Linked DNA regions of Homo sapiens: region 1 is linked to region 2. A link is a loop called in an ENCODE intact Hi-C map of the cell type or tissue named here. Cell type or tissue: CD4-positive, alpha-beta T cell. All regions are shown on one strand. Each heading gives the region's core, and the rest is flanking DNA. Links, peaks and the distances in the headings are about the cores only.

Evidence for each region. Peaks named below come from ENCODE experiments on the same cell type or tissue, not always from the same donor. Only the 100,000 strongest peaks of a DNase experiment are listed, where the experiment ranks them.
Region 1: a loop joins it to region 2, with 3 times the contacts of the local background. A loop is called at or near these places in 7 of 110 quality-filtered maps.

Annotation. Positions count from the first base shown.
Region 1 is chr6:157,048,385-157,064,801 of GRCh38, reverse strand. The region is part of intron 4 of ARID1B (AT-rich interaction domain 1B); the gene reads right to left. Among named protein-coding and RNA genes, the nearest start is that of TMEM242, 270 kb to the left of the region's middle. RefSeq lists enhancers at 8,085-8,134, 15,333-15,833, 15,834-16,335 and silencers at 8,201-8,401, 9,061-9,261. In CD4-positive, alpha-beta T cell, for the core only: no CTCF peak of the experiment used is centred there; a DNase peak (open chromatin) is centred at 10,171; H3K27ac peaks cover 1,657 bases.
Region 2 is chr6:157,093,306-157,109,722 of GRCh38, reverse strand. The region is part of intron 5 of ARID1B (AT-rich interaction domain 1B); the gene reads right to left. Among named protein-coding and RNA genes, the nearest start is that of TMEM242, 220 kb to the left of the region's middle. In CD4-positive, alpha-beta T cell, for the core only: no CTCF peak of the experiment used is centred there; a DNase peak (open chromatin) is centred at 9,362; H3K27ac peaks cover 1,204 bases.

The DNA of each region.
Region 1 (16,417 bases), core at 8,635-11,134, 46 kb after region 2:
GGTTGTGGCTGGGGTGCACGCAGTATCAGGCAGAGGCCGGAGCCTGGGGTTAGAAGCTGGATCCACCAGGGCCGAAGCTCTAAAGTGTAATCCACTCAGCTGGTCAGGAGAGGATGTGGGGACAGTGGGGCATGACACTCGTCAGGTGCAGCAGCTAAAGGTGCATTTGGAAGTGTTCTCGGCGAATCCAGAAAGCCAGGGTTGTGCGTTCTCCACTTGACAGACTTTGGATTGGGTTATAAGTGCTCATGAATAAGAAGCATTAGAAGAGTAAAAATTAAACAAATCAAGTCTTCACTGTTCACTGGGAACAACAATACACTCAAACCATCGAAGAAACACTAAGAAGAATGTTTCCGTATCATCATAAAAACTGAGCATAGCCTCTGAGTGTTTTATTTTGCTCTTTAATATTACGAACACACATAGCTAAACATGCGTTCTGGAGAAAGGAGCTTTAGAGTCTCATGAAAAACAAGTATTCCTGTTCAGCAGATACATGCAAAGTTACCTTAAAGAGCAAGGCCAACTCCTAAATAGGCAGTACCTATCGTCAGACCAGATATACTCAGATGGCTCAGGAAAAACTGTATCAGTCAAACGAGGGGCTGATCAGCCAGGGAAAAATCTCAGAGGTGCTGCAAGACAAAGATGACAACAGGGTAGGGAATCCAGGCCAATGAATATCAGAGATGACTGCACAACCAGAATGGGATTCCTACTGTGGAGATGCAGGTTTCCGGCTAGCCTAGTCGGATGCCACAAACCTTCCAATTATTTAACCACCCCATGTTCTGATGCCCCCCTCACAGACTGGCCTCTCCCTACAGAGGTCAGCCTGCAGGTAGAGCACTGCGGTGCCAACCAGTGTGGTCCATGAGTCTTCATCTGAGATGGGTCATCTAGCTCTCAGTATTCTCCTGGTAACATTGGTTTCTGAGCCTTGTAAAACAGAGAACCAGATCTTGGTCTTAAAGACATTTGCTAAAGGAATGTCACCCTGTGATAAGTCATGAAAAACTAAAACCCTCCCAGATAACACACTAGCCATTTGCATATTGTACAAGGACTAGATTGTCAGGTTTACCCACTGGCAGTCATTCCATACATAACAATAAAATTGAGAAGTCTGACTCATTAGAAGTACATTTCGTATGAGTTTTATATTTTACACACATTTTATGTTGGTAACTCACATGTGCCTGAGAAGTTAACATACTATTCTTCCACACTCAATTCTTATGGTATAATAGAATTAAACTCACATTCTATAGGCAAGTCAAGTAATAGCACAACTATCTAAAAAAAAATCTAACAGAGGAGGAAAGGGCCCCTAATGATAAGCATCTTGGTGTGGAAAAGGCACTGGCTTTTTATTAGCCGCATGCCTCACAGTATCAGCTACCTAACCTGTGAGGCTGTTTCCTCCTTTGTCAAAGGGGCATGAGAGCACCTGCCTCTTAAGGTGGTGTGTTAAAAGAAATGCAAAGCACCTGGTATTTGCTTGCTGCTCAGTAAATGTTAGCCCCCCAGCTGCCACCCCTTCTTCCCTTACTCAACATTTCACACTGGCATGAAAAAATGGCTGGTGGCTCATTCACCTGTCCTGGAAACTGTCCTCTCTCCCTTGGAACTTGATAGTAATCTAAGATTCAAAAATGTTTAAAAGAAAAAAAAAAAGGGAAAAGCCACCACATTAAAGATTCTCTACATTCTTCAAATCCAAGATGAGGATGGTCAGTAGGACCCATCCATTCTCATTCTGAAATGTAACTTATTTCTTTAAAATATATTTTAGGCTGGGCACGGTGGCTCACGGCTGTAATCCCAGCACTTTGGGAGGCTGAGGCGGGTGGATCACCTGAGGTCAGGAGTCCGAGACCAGCCTAGCTAACATGGTGAAATCCCATTTCTACTAAAAATACAAAAAATTAGGCAGGTGTGCTGGTGCGCACCTATAATCCCAGCTGCTCGGGAGGCTGAGGCAGGAGAATAGCTTGAACCCAGGAGGCAGGGGTTGCAGTGAGCTGAGATCGCGTCATTGCATTCCAGCTTGGGCAACAAAAACAAAACTCCATCTCAAAAAAAAAAAAAATATATATATATATATTTTAAAACATACCAGATTAACAGACACTTTGTATGAAACAACAAACATCACAGGAGGAAGGCAAGTAGCGAGTGCTCATCGGACCACCGTCATCAGTTTCTTATGGTACCCTGTCCTCATACCTTCTATGAATATACAAGGGAAAATTTAAAAATCAAACTCGTGTCTACAGCAATTAACAAAAGGAGAAACAAGCCATGTTCGGTGGCTCACACTTGTAATCCCAACACTTTTGGGAGGCCAAGGTGAGAGGATTGCTTGAAGCTAGGAATTCAAGACCAGCCTGGGCAATGCAGTGAGACCCCGTCTCTACAAAAAATGAAAAAAATTAGCTGGGCATGGTGGTGTGTGCCTGTGGTCCCAAGTACTTGGGAGGCTGAGGCTGGAAGACTGCTTGAGCCCAGCAGTTGGAGGCTGCAGTGAGCTATGGCGCCACTGTACTCCAGCCTGGGTGACAGAGGGAGGCTCTGTCTCTAAAAAAAAAAAACAACAAAACAAAAGGAGAAACAGAAACAGGGGAACATACAATAGCAAGAGAAAGCAAAAGAATCTAATGTTGTAGCTATGTACTTGGGAAAGTAGATTCGGCTTATCATGACTGCTTTGTCAAACATTTTATTATCTCCAAAAAGTGACAGCAGTGACAGCACGCATGGGCTGTCTTTAGCTCCTTTCATTTTTGCTGTCTCGCTTTTCCCACTGCAAACTCAGTGGTTATTAGCTGCTGGAAAAATTTACCATGGTGACTCTTCCATAAAAATACTTTCCTCCTACCACACGATGCACGTTTGGAAAAAACATGGCACAGACATTTCAGTTTAATTGTTCTTAATTGGGTTGTCTGAAAAACAAAAACAGGCTTTTTTATGCTGTGAAAAAATACACAAAGGGTGGAATCAGCTATCTTTTTTATTTCTGGTATATTATTTAAGGAATGGCACAGAGTAGGCACTTTGGATGGATTAGAGTTATCAGATAAAATATGGGAACTCAGTTAAATTTCAGAGAAATAACAAGTTTTAAGTGTATGTGCCATGTAATATTTGGACTTATACTAAAATTTTATTCATTGCTTATGTGAAATTCAACTATAACTGGGCAATCTTTTTTTTTTTTTCTAAATCTGACAACCCTGAGATGGTAAAGGCAATAATAACCAGGAGTTAAAATACCCACGCCCACTGCCCGAACTCCTCCCCACAACTGCGAGATGTCAAGCAGGTGACCTCACCTCTTGGTTCTTCTGTTCCATTCTCTATGAAATGGGACATCACCTGCCATACCTTGCAGGGTTGACATGTGGAGCACTTCCATGTGCTCCGTACCATTCTAAGTGCTGCAGATAAGTAATGTAACTCTATCTTCACCGCTTTGAGATATTTACTATTATTGCTCCCATTTAAAATTTTACTATTATAATTGCCATTATGCAAACAGCTAACAAATGTAAATTCAAATGCAGCCAGGCTCTCAATTTAATGCAGTAAAAATAAATATATGATAAAATGTATAAGAAAGACACAAATAGGATATATTACAATTAAAGAATTAGAAGGAATTAAACTTTGACAGGAAAAAAAGATTGTCTTGGTTGATCAGTTGAGGGGACAGCCTGAGTCACGAGTCCACAGGAGGTGAGACAGACCACACAAGACCCTCTGCCCATCCAGAGGTGCCACAGCAGGTTGTGGGGTGGGGAGTGGGCAGAGCACTCCACTCTGTAACATTTTTTTAAAGGCTGAAAATAAAAAACACCAGCAGCTCCAGGGGGAAGAAGCTGTAAAAGATCATTTGTGAGTTAACTAACCACAGATGGGGCAAAATTAACCTTGGTGTGGACAAGGAATTTGTTGAGATGGAAAGGAAGGACAGCTCAGAGAAGCTGAGAAGGAAAAAATAGCAGGGGGTTAAGGACTGAATCAAAAATGTGTAAAGTAAACCATCAGCAGATATTTATTACCATCTCAGGATTGTGAATCTGTGCCAAGACAGCATGGTCGGGCTCTTGAATGTGATGAGACAATGAAAGAATAGTAAAAAAAAAAAAAAAAAAAAAAAAAAGTTCAGATTTTGCTTCACATATATTAAAATGCTTTCAAAATAAGTTTAAATCTATATGTTAACCAGATTGAAACTTTGTGGTTGTGTGTGAAATTGTTGTTATTGAAAAGTATTATTTAAGAAAAACTACTAGTGAAACAAGTGATATTGGAAAATTATTTATTCTTCTATGGCACTAGACCTTGGGATTTTACATTTATTAATCAAAGTATGTAATGTTCGTGTTTGCATACAAACAGAGACTACTTTGCAAATAATTATTAATAATTATTTTTGTTCCAGATAATTAATCTTAAAAAGTTGCGCACATGTCTACTATACCCTATTACAATGTAAAAATTGAACACTCTCTGCTTTACCATCGTATTGGTTTCTGAATTCAGAGCTGAGAGGCGCTATGCTATATAATTTACCTTAAGAACTGTTTTTATCGACTGATGGATTGTTTTCCCAGATGTGGACTTATCAGCGGTCTCTTTAGTACTGGTATCTAGACAGGGAGTTGGCAGTAAAGTTCCTGTTTCACTAATTACATTCTTTTCCAAAAGTTCACCCTGCCTCGGTGTCCAGGTAATTGCAATTAAGTCAGGAATCTGGTAATTAGAAATTCAAGTGCCCTGCCAGGAACAATACACTTCCTCTTGACACGCTGCCCACAAGAACTAATTCACTTGGAAAGGACAGAAGCTGATGTGAAGTGGCAGCGTAGATGCTGATTAAGCAACAAGCAGTGAAATAAATTTTTCCCCTCCTTGTTCTAAAACAAAATGCATTCTATCTCATTTAAACTCCTAGAAAGCATTTTGTAAATTCTGAAATGCACAGACAAAAGCATAATCACTCATATTCAGGAAAGCTTGCTCTCTCTCCCTCACAAAATGTTTCCCAGGCCAGGCAGGAGCTTTAGAGCCCACCAGGTCTCCCAGGCAGTAGAAGGGGCGTGCTAAGGAAATTTAGGGTCACTTGTATCTTGCTAATCATTGTTTAACCCCAGAGCTTTCCACAGGGCCTGGCCCACTGAAAACAATTAATAAATGTTGAGTAAACTAGTCTCAGAACCTCTTTGTCAATACTCTAATCTCAGAAACCTTTTGGTAAAATATAAGAATAAACATTTATTTGACTTACCAATAGATTAATTTCCATTACATGAATCAGACTCTTTTAACCTCATATTCTGCAGTATACTATCAAATATTTACAAACAATTCACTATGTAATGAAGATTTCAGGTAAGAAAGGAAAACACGATAAGTAACTTTATCTCTCTAAAAAGCAAGGGCTTAGCTGATTCTGTAAACCATTTTCTAGCGAATGGAGTAATTTCACCAGCTTCTTTTATTCCTGACATCACACAACTCTATTATATAACAAACTGTTACACATGATAATGTAAAACTTTCATTTATACATCAATTTACTATTTTCCAAGCACTTTCACATTTTCTCATTTGATTCTAAAGATACACAACTAATCAATATATCGTCTCTTAAATCTTTTCTCATGCCAACAGATACCACACACTGTCGATAAATGAATATATTTTTATCAAAAAAAAAAAACAAAAACACAATTTCCAAGCTGAAGTACCTTTGGCTATAACTCATCTCATTGAAACATCTAGGCAAGGTGTTTTGGGGCCTCCAAATCTTTCCTACCAAAATCCGCAGCCCCAGCTAGATCTGCCTATTCATTCCTGCCTGTCTGTGAGGCTACCCTCCTCTGCAAAGAGCTAAGTCAAATCTCCTTCAATGCCTGATCACCCCAGACCACGTGGTATTTTCCCTCTTCTATGTCTTATTAACCACATATCGCTGGTCAGGTGCTACCCAGCCCCATCTCTCCAACTGCATTGCAAATGATGAGGGCCAGAACCACGTCTGCCACCGCTAGTGTCCTCAGCACCCAGCACGGGTGAGTGAGGCAGGAAGACGCTGTGAGCCTCAAGCTGCCTCCCGCGGATCACATGGCTTGCTTCTGTGAACATCAGGCCATATTAAAGAGGGTGACTGACATCACAGTTGCAGGAAATAAATAATTTGGCACAAAGATTAAGATAAAGTAGGGCTGGGCGCGGTGGCTCACGCCTGTAATCCCAGCACTTTGGGATGCCGAGGCGTGTGGATCACCTCAGGTCAGGAGTTCAAGACCAGTCTGGCCAATATGGTGAAACCCTGTCTCTATTAAAAATACAAAAATTAGCCCAGCATGGTGGTGTGTACCTGTGGTCCCGGCCACTCAGGAGGCTGAGGCAGGAGAATCGCTTGAACCCGGGAGGTGGAGGCTGCAGTGAGCCAAGATCCTACCACTGCACTCCAGCTTGGGCAACAGAGTGAGACTTCGTCTCAAAAAAAAAAAAAAAAGACCAAGATAAAGTAGTTTGAGAAACAGTTGCTGATAATAATTTAGAGAAAAGCCTGATGGCGTTCAGCTGGTCATCTGGGCATATCTGAACTTCGTGGCCCTACTGGAGGTGAAGTGAGGGTGGTAGCAGACAAGCCACCACAGGATCAGACAGGACAATGACTTCGGTGTGCATGGAAGTTGGGTGTCTGTCTTGCCTTACTATGCCACTGCTTTCCTTAAGTACTACAGTTCATCTTGTAGTCACATGAGTTCCCAAAAACGGGTGCATCCATAAAATACTCATCAAAACTCAAAAAATTCTGCAAAAGAAAGAAAATTAACTAGTAATTTTCATGTCAACATTAGTAATTCCTCTGGAATATCAGAAAACCACTCAATGTACTCATAGAGTATGCTGTTGGTATCATCAACCCTATCTGAAATTAATCCTCCTAAACTTTTGTTTGATTCTAGAATCAAGCACAGGAAATATTTATGGCTATTTTAAAATTTTGACACATTTTCAAAAATAATGAGACTTGCTTTATATACGTTTTTAAATTTTCGGCTCTATGGAATTCCCCCACCTAAAGGACTGAAATCAAGTGCATACAAATCCTATTTAAAATATATTATTTTTCTCTAAAGTAATTCTGAAAGGAATCAGTGTTAGCAAAGATAAATTCAAAATAACGTGCCAAGCATGGTGGCTCACACTTGCAATCCCAGCTACTTGGGAGGCTGAGGTGGGAGGATCGTTTGGGCCTAGGAGTTCAAAGCCAGGCTGCACAACATAGTGAAACCTCATCTTACATAACTATCTATCTCATCTATACAGTTATAGATGTGTGTATATACATATATACCTGCAAACATAATTGAAAAGATTGATTTTTTTAAAAGATAAAGGATAGTTTGGATTTTTAAAATATGTTGTATTATATTTGATTCACAGAATTGAGAGAAAAATATATAATTATTTAAAAGTTAGGACACGTGGTGGCTCACGCCTGTAATCCCAACACTTTGGGAGGCTGAGGCTGGTGGATCATGACGTCAGGAGATTGAGACCATCCTGGCTAACACAGTGAAAACCCATCTCTAATAAAAATAGAAAAAATGAGCCAGGCATGGTGGCACGCACCTGTAGTCCCAGCTACTCGGGAGGCTGAGACAGGAGAATGGCGTGAACCCAGGAGGCGGAGCTTTCAGTGAGCCACGCCACTGCACTCCAGCCTGAGCAACAGAGTGAGACTCCGTCTTAAAAAAAAAAAAAATTCAAACAACTGGGGTAATAAAATAACCTGCACAACTCCCATGACGCATGCTTACCTACACAACAAACCTGCACATGTACCCCTGAACTTAAACTTATTTAAAAAAAAGAAGAAAAGTTTTAACAAAAAAAGAAGAAAAGTTTTAACAAAAAAAGTTAAAAAAAGCTTTTTAAGAAAAGTTTTTAACAAAAAAAAAAATTAAACAAAATTCAATTGCCTAAGTTTCTCCTTATATGCTCCAAAAATGATTAGTCAAAACTAAACATCAAAATGTTTAAAATATTGTTTAGACAAAAATTTTTTCTGAGCATTTCAAGTCTATCAAACTAACCAGACACAGCAGGGCCTTCTTTTTCTATTATTTGCATGCCTATGAAGATTCATGAGATCATAACCAAACATAACTACTGGAAGGAGAAACTGAGATCATAAAAACCTTCAACAGCAGCACTGAAAACAGAAACGCAGCACATCCTCCACCCACCCCAGAAGTGCATCAACTGCACAGTAAGAGCCTGTAGTAAGAAATTACTTATCTCACTCTATGGCAAAGGTTCAGAAGCTAACAATAAAACTGCTGCTATGATGGATAGCTCTGTTAAAGATGCTTATCATTTCTTTTCAATGTTGTCAGTCAAATATGTTCCATAATATCCCACTCTCATTTTTCCAAAGCTGCATTTTAGAAAAATTCAAGTTAAGGACATTTTGAGTACATGTAAAAAAAAGACCTTTGTATCTCTAAAATCTGAGGGCAAATGTGAAATCAGTAGCTGTGGGAGGCAGATTTTTAAGATGGTTCCTAAAACTCCCAGCCCCTGGTATACAGACCCTACATAATGCCTGACCCTAAGTATGAGGTGGGGGCGGTGTGGAGATGACAGGTAACACTTCTGCAATTATGTCACTTTATAGGGTAGAAGGGATTTTGCAGATGTAATTAAGGTCCCTAATCAGTTGACTTTGGTGTTAATAAAAGGAGATATTCCTGGGTGGGTCTGACCTAAAGAGGTGATCCCTTAAAAGAGGTGGGAGAGATTGAATGCAAATCTCCTGCCTGCTGCCATGTTGTGGAGACAGGCACGGAACTGCAGGTCACCTCCAGAAACTGAGAAGGGTGCTGGGTTAGCATGCGGCATGATGGTGGGAACCTTAGAACTCCAGCCACAGGGAAGTAAATTCTGCCAACGGGTGAGCTTGGAAGAGAACCCTAAACCTCAGATGAGACCACAGCCCTGACAATACCTTATCTCAACTTCACGAGATCCTGAGTAGAGGACCCAGTTATTGGACTCTTGGCTACAGAAATTGTGAGATACTCAGGAAGAATAGTTTTAAACTGCTGAATTTGGGGGTAATGTGTTACTCAGCAACAGAAAATTAATACATTTGAAACCTCACTTACCTTTCAAATCTCACCAGAGGAGATCTGTAAGAATTTTCAAATTTTCCTTTTTGTTAAAGTTAGCTTTCTATTGTTATCAAGAATATTATAATCAAATTTAAGGACTAGAGAGCAGTTACTACAGTGAGCAGTAAAGGTTTGAAATTTAAGGTGATATTTGGGTGTTTTCTTTTTAAAGCAAAAATTTTGAGCAGCTACTTCTAAAGAGTACTTTGTACAAGTTCTACGGGTGAATTTAAACGACAAAGACAGAAACAAAAAAAGATTATGTTACTGGAAAGGAAAATCAAAGGCATAAAAATAAGATGGGTAAACTAATGATTATTGTCTAGTTAACCAATTAATGATCTGTATCTTTTCTATAGCAGCATATTATTGGAGATCTGGCTTGAAGTAGAAGGAAAGATAATCACTCATCATTTCCAAAGGGAAACCAATGCAAATGGTCCCCTTATCCACACAGCAGGCACTAAGCTCCACCTGAGGTATCTGCTGGCTTCAGTGGTGAGGTGGCTCCTCTCTGGAAAGCCCCCCTACTTCCCGGCTGATGCCAGCTGAGGAGGATGCTTCCCAGTGGTGAGTTCTGTTCCCTCCTCTGCAGGTTTATGCTACAAGTTACTCCAGTTCTAAACTGAATGGAAAATGGAACCAGGTGATGTATCCATGTGAAAAGAGACCCACCACTGGGGATGAGTGAGCTAGTGAAACGCTGCTGCAGAATGAGGTACGGCTGAGACAGCGGTGAACCATGGACAGGAGGGAGGTACACGTGAATAGACATTTATGTGTTTTATGCTAAAATAAAATGTATAATGATTGCATCATTTTCAAAGATTTCTGCTTTAACCAATCTGACAATCACCCCTGTAACAGTGACATCTAGTAAGTAGGCCTAGGCTGTGGTTCTTTTGCCTTTCACAGCTCAATGTGAACAACTATTTCCACAAACCTTGCTCTTTAGGTAAGAACCACTTCCTCAGACATAGAACAAAAAGCCCCAGATAGGAAGTGAGGAGATGTGAGGTCTAGGTGGTTACTAGTCCTTCCATGAGCCTCACTTCCTACTTTTATAACACAGGGGCAATAGATTACATAATTTCTCATGTCCCTTGTAGCTCTGAATCCTATCACCAGATTTACATGTTTATTATAAAATAATACAAACACATTATTTCAAAAAACTATAACTCACTACCATTTTAAAAACCAAATATTTAATTGGGCAGTAAGAACATTAAAAGATGCTAAGGAAATTGAAGATAGTTTGATGCTGCCTTGTGTTACAAATCTCAGTTTTAAGACACAGCATTTCCAAGGGGAAAAACCTAATCTAAGGCAAAGAATCACACAGCTCCTGGCCATCCACCTTCTTTTTTTTGAGACAGAGTCTTGCTCTGTGGCCCAGGCTGGAGTGCAATGGCACAATCTTGGCTCACTGCAACCTCCGCCTCCCGGGTTCAAGCGATTCTTCTGCCTCAGCCTTCCGAATAGCTGGGATTACAGGCACGCACCACCAGGCCTGGCTAATTTTGTATTTTTAGTAGAGACGGGGTTTCTCCATGTTGGTCAGGCTGGTCTCGAACTCCCGACCTCAGGTGATCCACCCATCTCAGCCTCCCAAAGTGCTGGGATTACAGGCATGAGCCCCTGTGCCCGGCCTAATGTTTTTATTTTTATTTTTTTGTATTTTAGTAGAGACGGGGTTTCACCATGTTGGCCAGGCTGGTCTTGAACTCCTGACCTCAGGTGATCCACCTGCCTCGGCCTCCCAAAGTGCTGGGATTACAGGCGTGAACCACAGTGCCCAGCTCATCCACTTTCATAGAAGAAAAATTTCATGCTATCATAATAAATCAAACTTATAGAAAGGCTTGATATTATACACGTAAGCAACAAAAAGCCACAGACATGATTCTTTTCCTAATCTCATAAAACAAAGCAAACCCCACTCAAACTAAGGTCCTTAAAGAGGGAATCATTTCTACATTCAAGTGATAATAATTATAGCCAAAATTCAGGAATAAAGTTGCAGGATTGAATAATTGCCTAGTAGGAAGCTGAAATTATAAACTACTTGTATTAAAAAGATGTAGAAAAGTTAATAGTTTTATATACTGCTCTGTTTATACTATTGACAAGAGAAACCAGTCAAGACAGCACATCCCCCAAAGGGCTATTGCTATCTTCAGAATAGCTAGCTTAAATTCTGCATGATAGGCCAGGGGTGGTGGCTCACACCTGTAATCCCAGAACTTTGGGAGGCTGAGGTGGGCAGATTGCCTGAGCTCAGGAGTTCAAGACCACCCTGGCAACACGGTGAAACCATGTCTTTACTAAAAATACAAAAAATTAGCCAGGCATAGCGGTAGGCGCCTGTAATCCCAGCTACTCGGGAGGCTGAGGCACGAGAATTGCTGGAGCCCTGGAGGCAGAGGTTGCAGTGAGCCGAGATCATGCCACTGCACTCCAGCTTGGGCTACAGAGTGAGACTCCGTCCCTAAATCAATCAATCAATCAATCAATAAAATAATTCTTCATGATATTTTGCACTGTTGTAAATCAGGCTGGTAAAAACTGCTCTTAGCGCTGGGTGTGGTGGCTCACGCTTGTAATCTCAGCACTTTGGGAGGCTGAGATGGCCAGATCACGAGGTCAGGAGATCGAGACAATACTGGCCAACATGGTGAAACCCCGTCTCTACTAAAAATACAAAAATTAGTTGGGCATGGTGGCATGTGCCTGTAATCCCAGCTACTCGGGAGGCCGAGGCAGGAGAACTGCTTGAACCAGAGAGTCAGAGGTTGCAGTGAGCCGAGACTCCGCCACTGCACTCCAGCCTGGTGACAAAGCAAGACTCCATCTCAAAAAACAGACAGACAAACGAAAACTGCTCTTAGGTGCTGTTGTTTGGTACAGGTTGCTATGTTTGTCCAATCTTTGTCCATTTCTTAAATTCTTTGAGGCAAAGTGCATCTTTTCCTTTGCAACTTCTGTTTTGCTTTACAAGATATTCTGTATAAGCAGCCATTCAGATTATGCCTGTTTAAGTTACACAGCTACAAGAGTCCACTTTGGAATTCCAAGGACACTGATGAAAATATCCATAGGAAACTTCACTTTGTTTCACAAGGAATGTGCAAATAAAGGTGCCAATTATATTGGGGGAAAGTAATCAGCCCCAACAAAACTTATTTGAGTAGCAGAGAGTGGCATCTGTCTACAGTTGACATCCAGTCCAACAGGCCGACTTGGTTCCACACGGATCTATTACCATTCAATACCCTAGTTGAAAGCTATTCCCTGATCAATTCTTCTATATGAGATAAGTCACACAGGCTGAGAAGCTTGACTGTCTAGAGATAATTCAACAATATACGAGGATCAGTTTCTTCATTTTACTACATATATATATAAATAACCTCTGTTATCCAACCTTTATTTTCATTGCTTCACCTACAAGACAAAATAGCACAATTGGAGACATTTTCCTACGTCATTACTTGGTAAAATACGACGTACCTGGAAGCCCACAATATATAGAAGGCCTCAGCCTTCAGTTTTTAACAGTCTTTTTCTGCAAACTGCTGTTCTGGTGGCATTTTCAAAATAATTACCTATTAATTAAATTGACAAAACTAAAATAAAGCAAAATACATCTAATCATATAAATAACCATACAGATAACAAGAGAATTTTAAATACTTTTATGAAATATGGTTACAAAGTAATATATCATGTGACAAAAGAAACAACATGAAAAGAAATATACCACTCTCCATAATTATTTTTGCATAAAAATATCAATACCTAAGAGTGTGGTGCACGAGGACTGTACCAACTGCCTCAGATCCTGTTACTCAAGAATCATCTGTACACTCTCTAATTATATTTTTACATTCTCCTGGTATTATAAATATTCATTTTTTTTCTTTCCTCTGCCTGCATTTATTGAAAGATACACAGGCACAAGAAGTCTAGCATTCAAACATTCAAAAGATACAAACTATAAAATTCAGAATTGTTGCATATTACATTTCAGTATAACCTAAAGTACAGAGTGAATTTAAGAGGTTACAGATTACAAATAGTCATCTAAAATAAAAACGATTCCTTTAACATTTTTTTTTTGCTTAATAAGAGAATCCATTGTAAATTCTTATTCCAATTATTATTTACTGAATTCCAAACTGCATTTTCCGTTAGCATTTAAATGGATAAAGGGAGCTGCCTGGAAGATCTAGTTTCGTTGTGCTCATTTCTATCTGCTGTTTTAGTTTAAGGCACATTTTCCTTTATTTCACTTTTCCACAAGCCATAAAAAAACTCATTTCTAATTCATCCGTTCGTTCAGCTTAACCTCTCTTCTCAGCAATTAAAGCACTCTGCGCATCCCTCATCTATCACACAGCCAGCTAAATAATGCATTGCGTCCCCCGCTCATCTTTTATCATCCCAAATGACAGGTATTAGCATATCTCCCCAGTCAATTACAGTGCAGCAGAATAATCACAGCATAATTGGGCGAAAGCCACTCTAATCACCAGCCCTGCAAATGCGCAGAATAAAAACTGAGTGGCAGTTCAGACAGGCCTTGCTCTTGTCCATGACTCTAGCCAACAAGCCTGGCAGATCTCCATTTCCTGCCTTTTAGAACTTATCCTTTAGGGAGGTCAACTTCTCTAGGCCTCCTATGTAAAAGGAAAGAATGCATACATGTGTGAATGGGAAATATTTAATGTGTAACACACATATATGTGCATCTATTAATATTGTGCCTGCGATGTTTGCACATACTATTACATAGCACATCATAAACCTTTCCACTGTTGATCAGGAAACAAAAAAGTCATTTTATGAGTATGATGTCATTAGAAGTACTATTACAGGGCTCATATGAAGGTAAAACAAAAAAATTAACTTTTTTAATGAAGGTTATTTACTACCAAAATTGAAGCCCTCTAAGTGTCTACATGATAAAGAAATACCTTCTGCATCATAAAACTCAGGATTTCTTCTTCCCAAATTATTCATTTATCACAAGTAACTTTTTTATTTTTGAGATAAGATTCTCGCTCTGTCGCCCAGGCTGGAGTGCAGTGGTGTGATCTCCGCTCACTGCAACCCCCGCCTCCTGGGTTCAAGCAATTCTCCTGCCTCAGCCTCCTGAGTAGCTGCGATTACAGTCACGCACCACCACGCCTGGCTAATTTTTGTATTTTTAGTAGAGACGGGGTTTCACCATGTTGATTAGGCTGGTCTCAAACTCCTGACCTCATGACCCACCCGCCTCGGCCTCCCAAAGTGCTGGGATTCTAGGAGTGAGCCACCATGCCCAGCCACAAGTAACATTTTTTAAATTGAGTTATCTGTTGTTCTTCCTTGTTGGGGGACTGGGTACAGGGGGTTTCATTGATGATATACAAAGTGGAGCTCCTTTGGCCCCTCCCATTCTTCTGGGCATCTGAGATGGAAACTGTGGGGATGGAAGACCCTCAGTGAGGTGGGGGCTGAGTCAGGGAGAGACACCCCACAACTGAGAGTGTCTCTCTTCCTTTTGCTGGTGCTGATGTTCCAGGGGTCCCTTACTCCTTGGAGGCCACAGGCGTTGTTATTCTTGGACTGTAGCAGCATTCAATGCATGTTTTAAAATCATGATGATATGAAGTGCAGGTTAACACATTAAGATGACTGAAGAAAAGACACTTATCCTTTTATGAGGAGATTAAAACTTAAATGAGACAAAAATAGGAATACAATGTGAGAAGCTTTAATATGTAATGTGAAGATTTAAAAAGAAAATTCTAGAAATGTTTCGAAAATTTGTTTGAAATTAATTTTAGAATACTTCTTAAAATTTTATTGATTTTACCGTGATATTTAATGGATAAGATAAGCCTATATCCAATTCTCATTATAAATAATATGTATTCATTTGCTGCTCTGTTCTTCACCTCCCCTCTTCCTCAATGAGATACAAAAAAATTTATTCTGAAAGGAAAACTTAATTTGTGGAAGAGTGAAGGGAGGTTAAGAGACATTTCTTATAAAAATGTACATGGCTTCTTAAGAAACAGCCAATTAAATGCTTTAAACTGCCATGTGTAGCTAGGGGAAAAAAAAGAAATCTCCTGTAGGACTTAACTTCCTCTACGCCGATTTCAAGGGCCAGTCCTGTCCCTCCCCGTACTTCTCTCCAGTTCCTCACACTGACCCCTCCTTTTCACATGGCCATCTAAGGCCACACCTACTGCAAGGAGAAAACTGCCCAGCTACCAAAGGAAGGTCACACTTGAGGAGCACTCTGGCCAGAGAGAGAGAAGGCTTCATCCCACCTTGGCCACGGTCTAGAATCGGCCATGGCAGAGTGGCCTTGCTGGGCACAGTGAGCAGCAAATCAAGGCAGCAAGTCTTTTTTTTTTTTTTTTTCTCCAGACTGAGTCTTGCTCTGTCACCCAGGCTGAAGTGCAGTGGCATGATCTCAGCTCACTGCAACCTCCACCTCCTGGTTCAAGTGATTCTTGTGCCTCAGCCTCCTGAGTAGCTGGGATGACAGCTGCCCACCACCACGCCTGGCTGATTTTTGTATTTTTAGTAGAGATGGGGCTTTACCATGTTGGCTAGGCTGGTCTTGAACTCCTGACCTCAAGTGATCTGCCCGCCTCAGTCTCCCAAAGTGCTGGGATTACAGGCGTGAGCCACTGCGCCTGGCCTTAAGGTAGCAAGTCTTGGTGACTTGGCACACTGGAACACAGAGCCACTGCGGGCTGCATGGATGCTCTGCTGTGGCTATGCACAAACGAATAAATCACACATGGCAAAACTCTCTGCTTAGTGATTCCATCGTAATCAAGACACCAGCCGAATTCAGGGAAGCATGAGATCAGGCGACTATGACAACAAAGCAAACAAGATATGATATTTATTACTCTTATTATTTAGAACTTGTAATATTTTCAACCACAATTCTGTCAGACAATGTATTCCTTCAATACACAGGAACACACTAAGGCAGTAATACATTATCAAAAGCCAACTGTTAAAAGACCAGAGTAAAAGCAGAATTTAGACAAAACAAATAGTCTCCCAGACTTTTTATTCCTTCCAAACTTGTTATTTTAAGTTATAATGTGAAATGTTTTATTTGCATTATCACTTCCAGAGCTCTGCATGCATTTCTGTTGGCATATCTTTGCAAATGGACCCACAGGATGCATTAC
Region 2 (16,417 bases), core at 7,886-10,385:
AGGAAGATACTTCTTACTATACTGATAAAAGAGAGATAATGAGTCATGTGAAGGCAGGAGATGAGATTTTGAAATTTAAAAATCATCAGAGGTAGCTGATGATCTCAACTCACTTTTTGGCTGAGAGGTTTAAATGCATTTCTAAGACTAAAAATGTAACGGAATTTAAAAAGCAGCTGAATTTAGCACAGTCCTCAAGGCACTAACTAGCTCTCGTGACATGAGGACCATGCTATTTTATCTTCTACCCTCCCTCTTTGCTTCAATAAATTGGAAACACAAATACACTCACACACACACATAAAGAACATTGCATAGTCCTCTGGGGCGGTGGTCCTGGGACCCCGGCTGGATCAGGCTAACCGCTCTGACTCCGTCAGACCCACTGCTTCATAGTCAGGCATATTGCTCAAAAGAATTACAAATAATAAAGAAAAAAATTAGTGTCCTAAAGATCATCACCAATTCGCCCCCCGTGAAGGTCAGGGCACATTCAGCACAAAGCCTGGTATTTGACGATGTACAACAACCAACCCTCTTGTGGTTCTACAAGATGGGTCTGTTACCCATGTGGCCAGGCAGGACACGGTCCCAGAATCTCTCAGGACGGTCACTCCTTACTAAGTCTAATCACGGGGTATCTGTGGCAGTCAGAGGATCAGGAATATGATTTTCAGTTTAGATAACACGTATAAATAGCTGTTAAAATATTACTATAAAACAATTGTTTTCAGGGGTTTAGGCTTTGTTTAGAGAAGAATGCAAAACTTGTTTATGTATTTCTGAGTGTTCCTGAGTGTGTAACTGCCACTCTCATTTTCAGATTAAGTGAAAACCAAAGACCTGAATTTATAGACACTGAGAAATATGCACTGTGTCACCACTAGAAGCTGCTTTTTACATTAGAACCATAACTAGTCGGGATAAAAGACCTGGACAAACAGCATAGACTTCGTTAAGTATCCATTTGGTTTCAGACATTTGTAGTAAATTAGTACTAGTACCAAATAATTAAATGTAAAGTAAAAAACACCTAACATTCTGAACCAAAACAATTTCAAGGGTAAATACTGGTCACCGACTTGGCTACAGATCTACAAAAGTTGCTGTGTGCTCACTGCAGGGTCATGTGCTTCCTATGAAATACCCTAAGGCCTCCAATCTATAGTCCATTTAGAAATTTAAAGCACTCTGCAGCCAAATACTGACTTTTTAAAATGTCACTGGGGAATCAGCTGCAGCAAGACAGTAAGTGCTTACATTATCAGGATCACTTCTGCATGACAGGCTGGATTCATAGACTCATGACAGTAAAAACAAACAGTAATTCTATGTGAACACAGGGCACCGTGGCTTAGACAGTGCACGCCCGAGGCACTGCTCTTATGCACAATATTTCAAGTAGAAATAAAAAAGGCTGTAAGTAATGCATCCCATGATTCATAAAATACCGCCACAGCCAAGCAGCACTTCTGGTTGTGTGGCACAATTCTAAGACAGATGTCTCTTTAAAGCAATGAGAATATTCACATACCAAATTCATTCTGTTAAAGATACAAGAGCTTTATCATGATACAGATCCACCCAAACCATCTTATTCATTTTCCTTTACTCCCTATCTTTCTACCATAGTTTCATAACTACTAAGTCATAGTTACTATGATTCAGTAACTACAGTAACTAAGAAACAACTTGATCTTCCACAGGCATAGTTTAAACATCGTCACAGCAGATGATGACTCAGAAAATGCATTTGAGAAAGTGATAACAGAAGACTCATTTGTGTCCTTGGCCCATGTAAAGAAGAAAATTCAGAGCCCTCCGAACCAACCGAATTCAATAAACACCTTCAAAATTACAGATTTTTATATGACATGTGTTGGTCACAAGTAAAACCTCTTAAACAAAGTGTGGTAATAATTTTTAAAGCGCATACTGCTGGGCACAGTGAACCAACCCACTTTATGAAGGCACTTTAACATTAAAATAGCTTAAAAAAATAAATAAAGAGAGCCCCCGTGTTCTTTCCTCAGCAATGTCTATTATGATGTAAGCATAATGGAAAAAAATACAACTGGAAAACACTATACTATGAATTAGAGTAAGTTCCATCATTGCACACTTCTGTATTCTCCAATGATAACACACACAGCCACGTGCACAATTTAGGTGCAGAACTGTCACCTGCATTTCTACTTTTACTGAAATAAAATTATCAGCCTAAGTCTATGCTATCATTTTCTTAAAAACGTATTTTTATTTTTAATTAATTTTAGACTTACAGAAAACTTGTAAAAATAGTGCAAGGAGTTCCCTTATATCCTTTAGCCCACCTCCTCCAATGTTAACATCTTATATAACCATAATACAATTACCGAGAAGAGAAGCTTACCTAAAGACCTCATTTGAATTACACCCATTTTTCCGCGTCATGTCTTTTTTCTGGGATCATCCCACATTTCATTTAGTGACTTTCCCTTAGCCTCCTCCAGCTGGTAGGTACTTTAGTCTTTCCTTCTATTTTGTGACCTTGACACCTTTGAACAGTACTGTTCAGTTATTTTGTAGAATGTTGCCAAATTTTATTTGCTCTGATTATATTTTTTATCCCTAAAATGAGGTTATGAATTTGGGGAAGTGTACCACAAAAATGTCATACCCTTCTCAGTACAATCTATTTTCCCATTGTAGTTGGTTAAGTATTTTTTGGAAGATATTTGAGACTATGCAAATCCTATGCCTCCTCAAACCTGCACTCACGAATTTCTGGATCCTTTAGAAGATCTTGTTTACATTTATTACAGTGGTATCGGCTAACGGTGATTCTATATTTCCCCTTTTTCTTCCACATTTAGTTACTGGAATTCCATTGTGAGAAGAGCCATCTTCTTCCTCACTTGGTTTTTTATTTATTAGACTATTTCTCTTCACTCACTGTGGCAGACACACCCTCGAGTAACCTCCAATGAGTAACACCGGTGAGTAATCCCCTCCTCTCCACTGAGCAGAACCTGTAATTCTATCCAAAGAATGTGAAGAAAGTGATGGGCTGTCACTCCTGCAACTATGTCAGATGGCAAATGTGAAAGGATTTTGCAGATATAATTAAACTCCCTAATCAGCTGACTCTGAAATAATCAAAATGGAGAGAGATGATCCTGTATGGGCCTGACATTTCAACAGGGTTCAGGCCTTCTAGGAAATAGGCTTCTCTGATGTGAACTGAGACTAAGGCAAGAACGAGAGGCCTCCAGAATCTCAGGACCTCACTCCAGCAACTGCTAGGAGATGAAGCTGCCACAATCCGAATGAAACTGGAAGTAGATTGTTCCCTAGTCGAGCCTCCAGATGAGGATGCAGGCTGCCCAACATCTTGACTGCAGCCTTGTAAGTCCTGAGCAGCTAAGAGGTGCCTGAACTCTCTGCCAGGGGAACAGAGATAATGAATGTGCCTTGTTTTAAGCTGGTAAGTTTGTGGCACACCCTTTGGGCTTTCCTTTTTTTCACGCTGTCCTGGACACACTGTCCTGGGCTCCCCAGCACCCCTTTATGTGAGTGCTCCATAGTTTACTCAACACTCTCCTGTGTATGGGCATTTAGACAGTTTCCAGTCTTTTGTGGATGTATTTTTGTATTGCTGGGGTCTATGTTCAGGGAAAATTCCCTGAAGTGGGATTGTTGGGTCTAAAGGTTACACAATTCCAAATTTCCTTCTAGAAACTTTGTACCAATTTACATTGCTACAAGCAATGTTTGAAAGGCCTGTCTCTCCATAACCTCACTAATAGAATGTATTGCTGTTTAAAAAAATTTTACCAGTCTTGGCCAGGTACGATGGTTCACCCCTGTAATCCCAGCACTTTGGGAGGCTGAGGCGGGCGGATCATGAAGTCAGGAGTTCAAGACCAGCCTGACCAACATGGTGAAACCCCGTCTCTATTAAAAATACAAAAATTAGCCAGGTATGGTGATGCGTGCCTGTAACCACAGCTACTGGGGAGGCTGAGGCAGGAGAATCGCTTGAACCCGGGAGGCGGAGGTTGCAGTGAGCCGAGATTGCACCACTGCACTCCAGCCTGGGCGACAGAGCAAGACTCCATCTCAAAAAAAATTAAAAATAAAAAATTACCAGTCTTACTGATTCTGAATGAGTTTGACTACTTTTTCAGATTTTAGGGCCATTTTAATATCTTTCCTTGTGAATTGTTTGTTCAAGTCTTTCTCCTATTTTTCTGCTTACGTTCTTAATCCTTTGCCCTGGAATTTTTAAGGGTTCTTCATATATTAGAGATATTAGCCCTTTGTCTGTGGTATATATTGTGAATATCTTCTCCTAGTTTGTCAGTTGTCTTTTAGTTTTGCTTACGGTGTCTTTTGTAGCGGAAATTTTTTTTAATGTTGTCAAATTTATCAGTCTTTATTTTTATTGCCTCTGGATTCTGAGTCACAGTTAGGAAGCTATTCTCTCTACACCAAGGTTAAAGAGGAATTCACCCTAGTTTTCTTCGAGTACATACATGTTTTTTTTCCATCTCCCTTGAGTTTATTTGATGTGAGGATGGATCTAACTTAATCTCTTTGCACGTGGCTCCCCAAGTATTCCAACACAATTTATTTAAAAATCCATTCTTAGCCCAGTGACTTGAAATATCATCTTTGTCATTTAATACATGTTCACATGTATTTGGTCTAACTCTGGACTTCCTCTTCTGTTCCACTGGCTAGCACACACTATTTTCAGTTCCAGTATTTTTATACCATGTTTTAGTGTCCAGTAAGAATAGTGCTCCTCACCTTTTCTTTTTCAGTGTTTTCTAAGTTTTCTTGCATGTTTTTCTATATGAACTTTAGTATCAACCTGTCCAACCATATAAAATAGCTCACTAATATTTTCACAGCAATTGGACTGAAATAATCAGTCAAGGAGAACTCATGACTGCTGAGTTCATCCCACCCAAGAACAAGAGACATCTTTCATTTGCTTAAGTCTTCTTTAGTTTCTTTCAGGTACCTAGAGGGTTTGTATATTTTATGTTAAGTTTATTCCTAAGCACGTAGTCTTCCTTGTTGCTACTGTAAATGGGATTCTCTTCACCATTATATGTCTTTTAACTGTTTATTGTTTGTGTATAGAAAGACTACTGCTTTTTGTATGTTAATTTTATGTCTCACTACCGCATTAAATGAATTCTTCCACTGCTAATTTGTCATTGATTCTCCGGGGTTTTCCAGGCTTACTATTATATCATCCGTAAATAGACAGTTTTATTTCTCCTACACTCATCCTTATGCCTTTAATTGAGTTCTCTTGCCTAACTACATTGGCTAATATCTGTAGTACATTACTGAACAGTAGTGAAGATAGTGATGATCCTTGCCTCATTTGTGATCTTAGTGGAAATGCCTCTAGAGCTTCCCTAGTCCATAAGTGAAACTAAAGCATATACATTTTACCATGTTGAGATTGTATCTCTCCATTGCTACTTCCTTGAGTGTTTTTATCATAACTGGGTGTTGAGTTTTGTTACAGAGAGGATTTCCCCCCACCAGATGTATGTTTATGGTATATATTAATAACAGAGTTGTTAGGCCGGGCGTGGTGGCTTACGCCTATAATCCCAGCACTTTGGGAGGCCAAGGCGGGTGGATCACGAGGTCAGGAGTTCGAGACCAGCCTGGCCAACATGGTGAAACCCTGTCTCTACTAAAAATACAAAAAATTAGCCGGGCATGGTGGCAGGTGCCTGTAATCCCAGCTACTCAGGAGGCTGAGGCGGGAGAATCACTTGAACCTGGGAAGTGGACGTTGCAGTGAGCCGAGATCACATTACTGCCCTCCAGCCTGGGCAACAGAGCAAGCCTCTGTCTCAAAAAAAAAAAAAAAAAAAAAAGTTGTTAATATTGAACCAACTTTGCATTTCTGGAATAAATGCCACTTATGATACATTATTTTCTTAATGTACTGTTGGATTCTGTTTGCTAATATTTTCTTTAGAATCTTACACTAGGAGAAGTTTTGGGAGAATTTTATCCAATTAAAAATAGCTTTTAAGAACTAAATCAAGATAAGTACCAAATTAAATATTCAAGTAACATAACTCTGGGATTTTAGTATATAACACAATTGGGAAAAAGAGGCTAATATGTGTATTTTGGTAAATTAGCACACATCCAGTAATGTATAATGTACAGTGGATGGACTGAGACATGAATATATTATAGCTCAGCATACTTCATAGAACAAGATGGTGGGGCAGTCAGTACTAACAAGTGCCACGTTCTACGATTTTTTACAACTGGACACAGTATTAACACTTTCCATAGTTCTTAATTTAATTCCGTTCATTGTCTCAACTGACTACAATGTACATTCCATACAGACAGAAAATTCAGACTGTTTGGTTCCCCGCTATATTATATCTCTTGAACCAGGCATATAGTAACCATTCAATAAGTATTTGTTGAAAAAAAAAAGTATGGCTAATGATTCCAGGAACCAAGCTCAGATTAATAGATAATTAGATCTTTGTAACTCATCTGTAATCATGTAGTTTTATCTTATTATTCTAGATGAGGATTAGACAAACTTTCTCTGTAAACTGCCAGATAGTAAACATTTTAGGTTTCACAGGCCATATGTTTTCTGTTCCAACTACTCACCTCAGCTGTTGTAGTTCAAAAGTAGCCACAGACAATATGAAAACAAAATAGCATAAATAAAACTTTATTTGCCAAAACAGGTGGTTGTCTGAATTTGGTCCTTAGGCTGTAGTTTGTGATCCCTGTTCTAAATGATAATATGAGTGAGTAAAGAAACATTCAGGAAGGCCGGGTGCAGTGGCTCACACCTGTAATCCCAGCACTTTGGGAGGCTGAGGTGGGTGGATCACGAGGTCAGGAGTTTGAGGCCAGCCTGGTCAATATGGTGAAACCCCGTCTCTACTAAAAGTACATAAAAATTAGCCAGGCGTGGTGGCGTACACCTGTAATCTCAGCCACTCAGGAGGCTGAGGCAGGAGAATCACTTGAACCCGGGAGGCAGAGATTGCGCCACTGTACTCCAGCCTGGGTGACAGAGCAAGACTCCGTCTCAAAAAAAAAAAAAAAAAAAAAAAAAAGAACCACTCAGGAGGAATACTTGCTGAAAAAGCCAATACAGATGAGTATTTAATAACAACAGCACTGACATAGAAATCTCACATTCTTCCATATTTAAAGGGGAAGGCTTCATAAATAAATGTCAGTAACAGAAGTTGCTTTATGCTCTCTCCTATCTATATGTAAGAATGCGCTGGGTTCCTTAGCACTTAATGCAGGCAAAAGTCTAAGACTTAAATGGTAAGTACATTTAGCAGGTAAATGTTTAGATAAATGATTACTTGTAGTTTTATTTTTCCAACTCTTTCGGATCAGAAACAAACCAACAAATCAGATCAACTACTGATCAGATGCAATTGCGTAAATTATACTCTACTACTTTTGTGTTGGGATGGTAGAGAATAAACATGAGGTGAATAGGATTCCCACATTAATCCTTTATTGAGGTTAAAATTCCTTGGGGATAATTCCTTTCTACATTACTACAGTATACAACTATAGAAAAAGAACAAGAACACTAACTCTGAACCACAACCAATTCTGGCAAACAAACCATTCACCCCTTTTCAAATAATACTGCATTATCTCCAGTATTAGTAATACTAATAGATATAGAAATATTCAGAAATTCCATGTTTCAAAAGTTGTAGTGGCCATAGAAAAATTATTCCTTCCTTTCACATCATTACAGCTAAAAAGCCAACTAACCTAAGATGGATTTAGTTATCTGAGATGGAATATTGACATGATTAGTCAAGATAGCAAATCTGGAGTCTGAATGACAGACACTACTTGATTTCGGTTTTAATGCCTCAGATCCATTCTATCCTTCCAATTTTCCTACGTTAGCTGACTCTGGGCAAAAGTGAAGAAAGAAGGAGCTAAAGAGAGAGCACTGTCTAGAATATACATTTATTTGTCTTACAAGTTCGCAGGTAAATTAGAGATAGCTTGAATGTACCAAATGAGGTTAAAAAAAAAAAAGAGTACTCACTATATAGAGGGCAATGTCCTAAATTATATTCTTCGATTAGTAATTCAAGAAGATTGGCTTTTTATAATTAATGTGAAAAGACATGTGAAACCATGGAAATTTGGATAATTTTCTTGGCCAATCATCCTCAATACATGGAGATCATGAGGTGTTTAGTGGCAAGTACTTGGGCCCTCTTCATAAACTCTGTGACAGTGGCAAGGGTAAGACAGACCTATTCTTAGGTCCGTGTGAATTAAACTGGTTGTGGTTCTTGTTGAATTCTGAGAAGAAATGAGGAATGCTTCCAGTCACTTTGCAAATAACTCTATCATGATCAAGTTACTCCCATGGGATGGTGCTACAAAATCAATACATAGTTCATGGTTTTCAGCAATTAGCAATTGAATTAATTCTTCTACTCATCAAGAATTCTTGGTGGTGTCATTAACTTTAGTGAGAAATTAAAAGAACACATTGTAGCAACCAAATACTGATACATTACTACTATGATCGTGTTCATCTTGTGCTTCCCACTGACTGTGCAATTCTGCTGCTGCATCCAAAATTAAAACACTGGGTTGCTTTATTCTAGTACAGCCTCATGGAAATCGGCTCTCTTTCAAATCTTTAAAGTAGAATACGGGTCTCACCTGCCACCATCTGACTTTACCGATCTTCTGGAGGATGCATTTCTTATATTCTGCCAAACCCACTAGTAATTACACTATAACTTCTTACTATGGGTTGTATTTAGTTGCTCCTTTAATTTCTGCAACATGAAGAACTGGTCAGGATCTTTCCTTCCACCATGATAAATGACAATATAATTTTGTTAAGAGACAGCATTGGTTGGTTGCATGGTAGACTCCGCATCTGTGGAAATCACTGTACATCTTATCTCAGTTAGTAAGAAGCTAGAGTATGGTAAGATGGTACAGCTCTGCAACACAGCACAAGGATTTCATGGGTCATTTCTTTAAAAACCTGCATAATACCTAATGGTGTAAATGAAAAATACATTTTTGATAATCCATACATTCAACAAATGTCCTAGTCTCAGGCATTTATTTAGATGAGTTAGAAAACCCACAAGTTATTTAGACATAGCATCCTTCTGTTCAGTGTTTTCTATTTCACTTGCTTCAAGAACGGAAAAAAATCCCACTTATTCTCAGAATGAAGAAGCAGGCTGGCTGACACCAACTTCGATATGCTCCAAGCAAACTACTGAAATACAGAATCTGCTCAGGCTTCCGCTTAGTGGTTCCGGTTAACAGTTTATCTGAAGTGCGTGGGTGTGAACTTATAACACTTCCTATTGTTCAGCATGGGGTGTGTGTGCCTCTGTCTCTAATAAGATCACCTCACCCTTTACCAAAAGGTCCTGTATCAGGGCAGAGGGGTGGGGAAGATGTTGGTGAACAGGCTGTCAACACAATTCTTTATTGTGAATAAATCCTATCTCAGATTAGAGCAGTATAAACCAGAAAGTAATGTTCTTCCCTACCTTTCAACTGAGAACACAGAACCACAGCAATTTGGTGTCCTCACCTTGAAGGAGTTAAGCCCCTGCTTTGAGAGATAAACCTTTTCATGTCATACAGCTCGAAAGTTCATTCAAAACGGGGCTAGACTTTCCTAAATCCTTATCCAAAATATTACAGACTATTCATGTGTCATTAGGTCCTAAAAATACAGATAAATGGGCACTTCAGAGGCTATCTGACTTGGATACTCCCGAGCCATGAAGGGAATAAGGATACTTCCAATTCCCGAACTTGAGAGAACAAGACAGCTCCCACGCACCGTTCACAGGGCCATATACCTTTATTCTAAACAAACTAATACACTGTCAAAAACCTGCCGGATTAAGCTTTTCAACTCTCCTCCCTACTGTGGTCTGAGTGTTCCAAGTCTTTTTCTAAACCTCACTCCTAGGCTTGAAGATAGATTAGCTATAAAGGACGATCAGCCAACAGGTAGAAAACAGAAGTGAGTATGATGTGGTCTATGTGAATTATGTCCTCATAAAAGCCCTTAAAGACCAACTTATAAAACGTTACTCACCCAGCCTGCTATCATAGATTCAAACCAGAACTTTTCTTTTATTAATTAAACATACTAAAACTACACAATGTTTTTCGCATGGGTCCTCCTCATAACTCTGTGACAGGTGCGAGGGTAAGACAGACCCTTGCAAGTTGGTTTAATAGTCTGATCACTAATACCCATGAGATCCCTTTTGGGGAGATACCTTCCCACAGAGAACTTGGGGCAAAGAAACTGAAAAGTCTCTGGCAAGGCAAAGGACAAGTTAAGTCAGAGGATACATGGTGATGCACGGACTTCTAGACTTAACTATTTAAGTCAGCACAGCTTTGATTAAAGATAAACTGGAGTTGGCCCAGCGCAATGGCTCACGCTTGTAATCCCAGCACTTCAGGAAGCCAAGGCAGGCAGATTGCTTGAGGTCAGGAGTTCGAGACTAGCCTGGCCAACATGATAAAACCCTGTCTCTACAAAAATGCGTGGTGGTGGGCACCTGTAATCCCTGCTACTTGGGAGGCTGAGTCAGGAGAATTGCTTAAACCTGAGAGGCGGAAGCTGCAGCGATCTGAGATCATGCCACTGCGCCCCAGCCTGGGTGACAGAGCGAGACTCCGTCTCAAAAAAAATAAAAAAAATAAACTGGAGTCATAAAACATTTACATACAGAGGATTCTCCGCATTAAAATGAGACATTTTTAGTCTGGATGACTGCTAAGTGGCCTGAAAGGTGTGGGAATATAATGTGCTTTGGGTTTGACTGAGGCACAACTCTCAGGGTGGCGGCTGGCACAGCTCAGCCTGGGTCCCACTGCACTTGCCACTCCACTCAGGACCGACTCTGGGGAGGTGAATAAAAACTGTGTCTTTGTGGATAAAACAGCCATTAAATAAAAGATGGAACTTTAAGGAAAGCTTCTCAACTTTAGTTAACTTCAGATGTGAAGACATGAATAGTAAATAGGCAGTATGACCAAAAATGTGATTTGGTTGAAAGCAGGAACCACTTCTAACTTTGGGAATCTTGAGGATCTGCGAGGCATCCCCTGTGAAAGTCCATGATGTCCTGAAGTACATCAACTACCATGCTGAAAATCTGGCATTCTCATCAAAACACACCCTTTGCAATAGCTTTAAAGCTCAGGCATACAATTCCAAGGTCTACTGGGCCACGTGAAAACCCACTTGTGGAGGGAAAGGTCTATTCTCCACATTTGGGTATGGCATCGCTAGCCCGGCCTTCCCCCAGGAAGTCCGGATTCATAGCACTCTGCTATCTGTAAGAAAAGAGGTAGGTTCTGAACTTTCCTCAGGCAGAACACCAGACATAAAATGCTGAACAGCCACCAGCTCCATTCTCTCGAATCCTCGCTTTGATGTAAGGTAAGAGGCGGCGGGGAGAACACCAAATAGAGGGATGGTTTATATTTCTCTCACCAGGGCAAATTAATAAAAACAAAACCTAATTTTTCCCTTCTCTCACCCATTCTTATTCCTCCTCAATATTTTTCCTCTTTCTAAGATTCCTTTTTTGTTTGAGAAGCTTAATATTTGGCTGCCTCTGAAGAAATGGGTATAGTGACAGATGAAAGACTTGTATTCATCGTCTAATTCAGAATAAGGGGAAAAATCGACTGCTGTGCATTTTAGATTCTAACAACCTTGCAATTTTGTATAGTCGTTTCCCCCACCCGTTCTTTTGAAGAAATCTGCTTTTATTCTGCTAATAACTAACCACAGTTGCAGCAGCATGGATCCGATTAGCAGTTCTTATGACACAAAGGGGAGAAGAAAAAAAGCTGTGAACAGGGTTGCCAATTTGTCCACCTGGGCCCCCAGGAGAAAGATTAGCTGAGGCGCCTGCCTGCTCCCTTTCTTCCACTTGATCGCTGCTCTGTGCTGCCGGATAGAGACAGGCCTTTTTAAAGCCAAGGCACTTTCCTTTAATCAAAGTTTCACTCGCCTCCACCCTCTCTTGTCACAAATTTCTCATTCTGGGTTCCAACGCTTCGTGACAACTCTGCCTGTAAACATGGGTGGTTGGCTATGAGAAGTGCCACATGCGGATGCTCACTCCCTTGGAGTCATTTTGCACCTAAAAGAGAATATAGCACGTGAGCGCTTGCTGTGCCCTGTAGGTACGAGGGACCGTGTTTTCCAGACCAAAAGGTGGCACACGTGGTCAATCAATGGGCATCTTTATGCTGCGTCTGGATGTCAGAAGAGGGAGGGAAAAATACAGGGTTTGGGAATTAAATATTGGAATTTGAGGGAAATAACACAGAATGTATAAAGTTGAGACCAACAGATAAAACACTGGTACTATAGGTGGCATGGTTTCTATAAATTCTCCATTTAGATATAGAATTAAGTGTCAATTTATGTACTAAAATAATATGCTTTTTCTTACAGAGTTTAAAATTTCATTGCATTTGTGATTATACTAACTAATGACAGCTTGTTTTCATGATAAAACTTAAGATTTTTAAACCCTTGGCATAAAACTCATACTTTTAAAAGTAAAGAACGAGACAGCTAAAACCACTTACTATTCTGAAAAACTTAAAAAACAAACAAACAAAAAACCCCAGGCTCCTGAGTGAAATCTCCAGGATCTAAGGGGGATAAATCAACACTTCACAATGTATATTTGAAGGAAACCAGCACCTGCTTACCTTGCTTCACTATCACAATTCACACCATGACATATTAATACATTTGGGTGTTTAAATAAGTGCTTTTTCAAGAGATATAGAGTTGCACAATGAAACCCGGATTAATCAATAACCAGACTCCTTTTTAACAGTGCTGGGCTTGTGAGGTTGCTGGGGGGAGAGCAGACCTCTCCAGCACGAGGCTAGAACTGGGAGGTCCAGGCGGGTGGCAGTGGGCACCCTCAGGGACCCCGCAGCTCAGGAGTAAACTCTGCCAGAGGCAGTGCCAGCCTGGGCACGGCTAAGCTCTCCATGCTGAGTGCCAGGGGACAAGGAGGGCTGTGCAGGCCACAGAGCCTCTGACTGTGGCAATGTGGAGAGGAAGGTTCTCGAGCACGACCTCAAGTACTCTCCATTACTTCTTTCAGATTGGACTAAATATTCGGCAAGCACACTTGTGAAAGGTATCTGTCACAGTGGAGTCGCTTTCAGGAGGGAGGGGAAAAGAATGATCCCATGGAGGGTGAAATGCAAAGGCAGAAAGATGGCTCCAAGCCCACAGGAGAAAGGTTATAAGTCACCAATTTCAGAACTCTCTCCTTTTGAATTCCCATTTTTCTAAGAGAACTGTGAGTTCTTTAATTTGGCCCATGTTTACTGAATAGCGCTACTTGCCAGGCACTGTTCTTGGCACTGGGGACAAAAAGAAGAAAGAGGCTCTCAGCCCGCCAGGGGCTCAGGCAGCTGGGGCAGCCCTGAGGGAGAGCTGAACTCCGGGGCTGCAGGGGTCAGCAAGGACTTCGTGAAGGGAAAGATCCTTTAGCGGGGTCTTGAAGGGTAAGGAGGAGTTTGCTGGGCTGCATGAAGAGTGGGATGGATGTTCCAGGCAGAAAGGATAAATCACATTATTCTTTAATGCAGCTCTAGGGACAAAGATCTGACGCAAAGTCATGGTCAGTGGTATAGAGACAGGGAATTCTCAACTAGTTCCTCCGTCGGCTTCTAAGAAAAGGCACTGAGGCCACATGAAAAACGAACAAGCAGCAAAAATATATCCACTGAGGCTCGCTTCTCTTAAAATGTGATACTTTTTTTTGCCTTTTTTCAAGTAGAATTAAAATAACATGATTCTTGGATTTCATGTGAAATGAACTTCAGGTAACAATTGTGGAAATGAGGAAGTCTGCTGCTAACTGAACTGGACTTGAGAATACAACAGTATTTTTGCACAAGAATTTTTTCTGTGACATTACTTTCAACTGAACCAAATCTAGTTCTAGAAAGATCAGGGGAAAAAACCTCAGCACTATGCCGCCCTTAACACATGAGCTAATCATCCCTCAACTTTCCTGTGAGAAATGTATGTGCTCCTAACTGGGAAGACAGGCCTCCTTCTCAGGCACGCCCATGGAGCACTGGGGAAGTGCTAAGTTGTCTTGGACACGGGTGCTCTCTTCCATATTCTAGAAACATTTCTTCTTGCATTTCTTTTTCACAGTCTCTACCTTTTTGGGTACCCCAGGGTTTCCTCAGAATTCTTCTCTCAGTGATTCTCAGCCTTGGCTGTGCATAATAACCACCTGGAGAGCTTTAAGAAAGTACTGACGGAATACCCCGTGTCAGACCGATTAGCTCAGCATCTCCAGGGCTGGGCCAGCACCGGTCCTTTCCCAGGCATGTTGTGTGGCGAGTGCTGAGGAGCACTGACCTTCACTCACTCCCTAGGCCAGTACTTCCCAGACCAGCAGCTTCAGCAGAACTAGAAATTATTGGAAATGCAAACTCTCGGGCTCCACCCCACAACTACTGAATCACAAGCCCTCCAAGTGATGCTGAGGCAGGCTGGGTGCCCAGGGGACCTCATCCTGAACCCTAAAGCCTCACACACTCATTTTTCCCACCAAAATACTGCCTGAGTCCAGATCTTATCCAACCTCCTATTCAAAACCTCCCTTAGGATGCCCAGTAGGAACCTCAAATACAGTATGTTTAAAACCAAACTCTCGATTCCCCTTCAAAAACGTGTTCCTCTGTCTTCTGTACAGAACCATCATTTACCAATTCCTTCGGCCAAACTCCTTCTGCCACTACTCCCGCTATGTGCACATCCAAGCGGCCATCAACACTCCGCGTGGTTACTGCAGGAGCCTCCGATGTCTCTGCTCCCACCTTCCCCTACAGTATACTGTCCACTTAGCAGCCACAGTGAGCCTCCTAAAACCTAAACAGGATTATGCTATTTCCTGCCTTCCCAACCTTCCAGAGGGATCACATCACACTTAAACTCCTAAATCGGCCAGGCGCGGTGGCTCACGCCTGTAATCCTAGCACTTTGGGAGGCCAACATGGGCAGATTTCGAGAGGTCAGGAGTTCGAGACCAGCCTGGCCAACATGGCGAAACCCCATCTCTACTAAAAATATAAAAATTAGCCAAGCGTGGTGACATGTGCCTATAGTCCCAGCTACTCGGGAGGCTGAGGTAGGAGAATTGCTTGAACCTGGGAGGTAGAGGTTGTAGTGAGTGGAGATCGTGCCACTGTACTCTAGCCTGGAAGACAGAGTGAGACTCCTTCTCAAAAAGAAGTAATAAAAAAACCTCCTAAATCATAATCATAACCTACAAAGTCGTTAGCTCCTCTCTCACCTAACTGCCCACACATTCTGCTCCATTGCCCGTGACCACTATGCTGTGGCTACACTGATTTCCTGGTGTTCGCCGCCCAACACACTAAGCACAATACTAACTCAGGGCCTTTGAGTTTGCTCCGTTCTCTGCCTGGATCTCCTTTCCCAGATGCTCACATGGCTTGCCCCTGCCCTTCTTTCACTTCTCTTGTTCAAATATCAGCTTCTAAGAGAGACACCTGCCCTAACTAGCCACTGCTATCTAAAGAAGTAACCTGATTTTTTTCCTTGACTACCTGACAATAAAGTATGTAGTTATTTATGTATTTCCTGTCTTTCCCACTAGACTTTAAGTTTCACGAGGACAGGACCCTTTGCAGTTTATGTTCAGCGCCTTTACCCCACTTACTACGCCTGCAGCATAATACACACTCAGTGCTTTGCTGAATTAATGACAGAATAGAATGATAAAATAAGGCAGGAAGGAAACGGAACAATTAGGATAGTTGGCTTTCCACAGGATATCTCCTGGTATATCCAACACTCAAAGTGCAACATGCTACTTTTCTAAAACCATCAAATGAAGTAATATATTTGGCATCCTCAGCAAGGTCACACTCTTGGCATTCAGCTTTATGTATTTAATGCAGTTTGCAAGTACAAACTCCCATGTCACTTTCTGTTTGGAAGGGAGAATATCAACATTAACAATTCCTAGTTATATCATTTATAAACATGCAGATGTGGATTATGAAAGATTAATGCATTTTAGGATTAGTGAAGGCATTCCGTTTGTCTCATGCCGAAACCAATTCTGTTCTTCATTAGTCAATGACAACCCATATCACCCTGTTATGGAAGAGAAATCAAAGATGCAAGTGTGTGAATTGAGAATAAGTGATGAAACTGATTAGTAAGAGTCTTAACGGCTATAATCAATCAACACATCATAATAATCCTGGCTCCAGGGTTATCAGAAGACTGGGAAATAAACCTAACACTCTCTATAAAATGGTT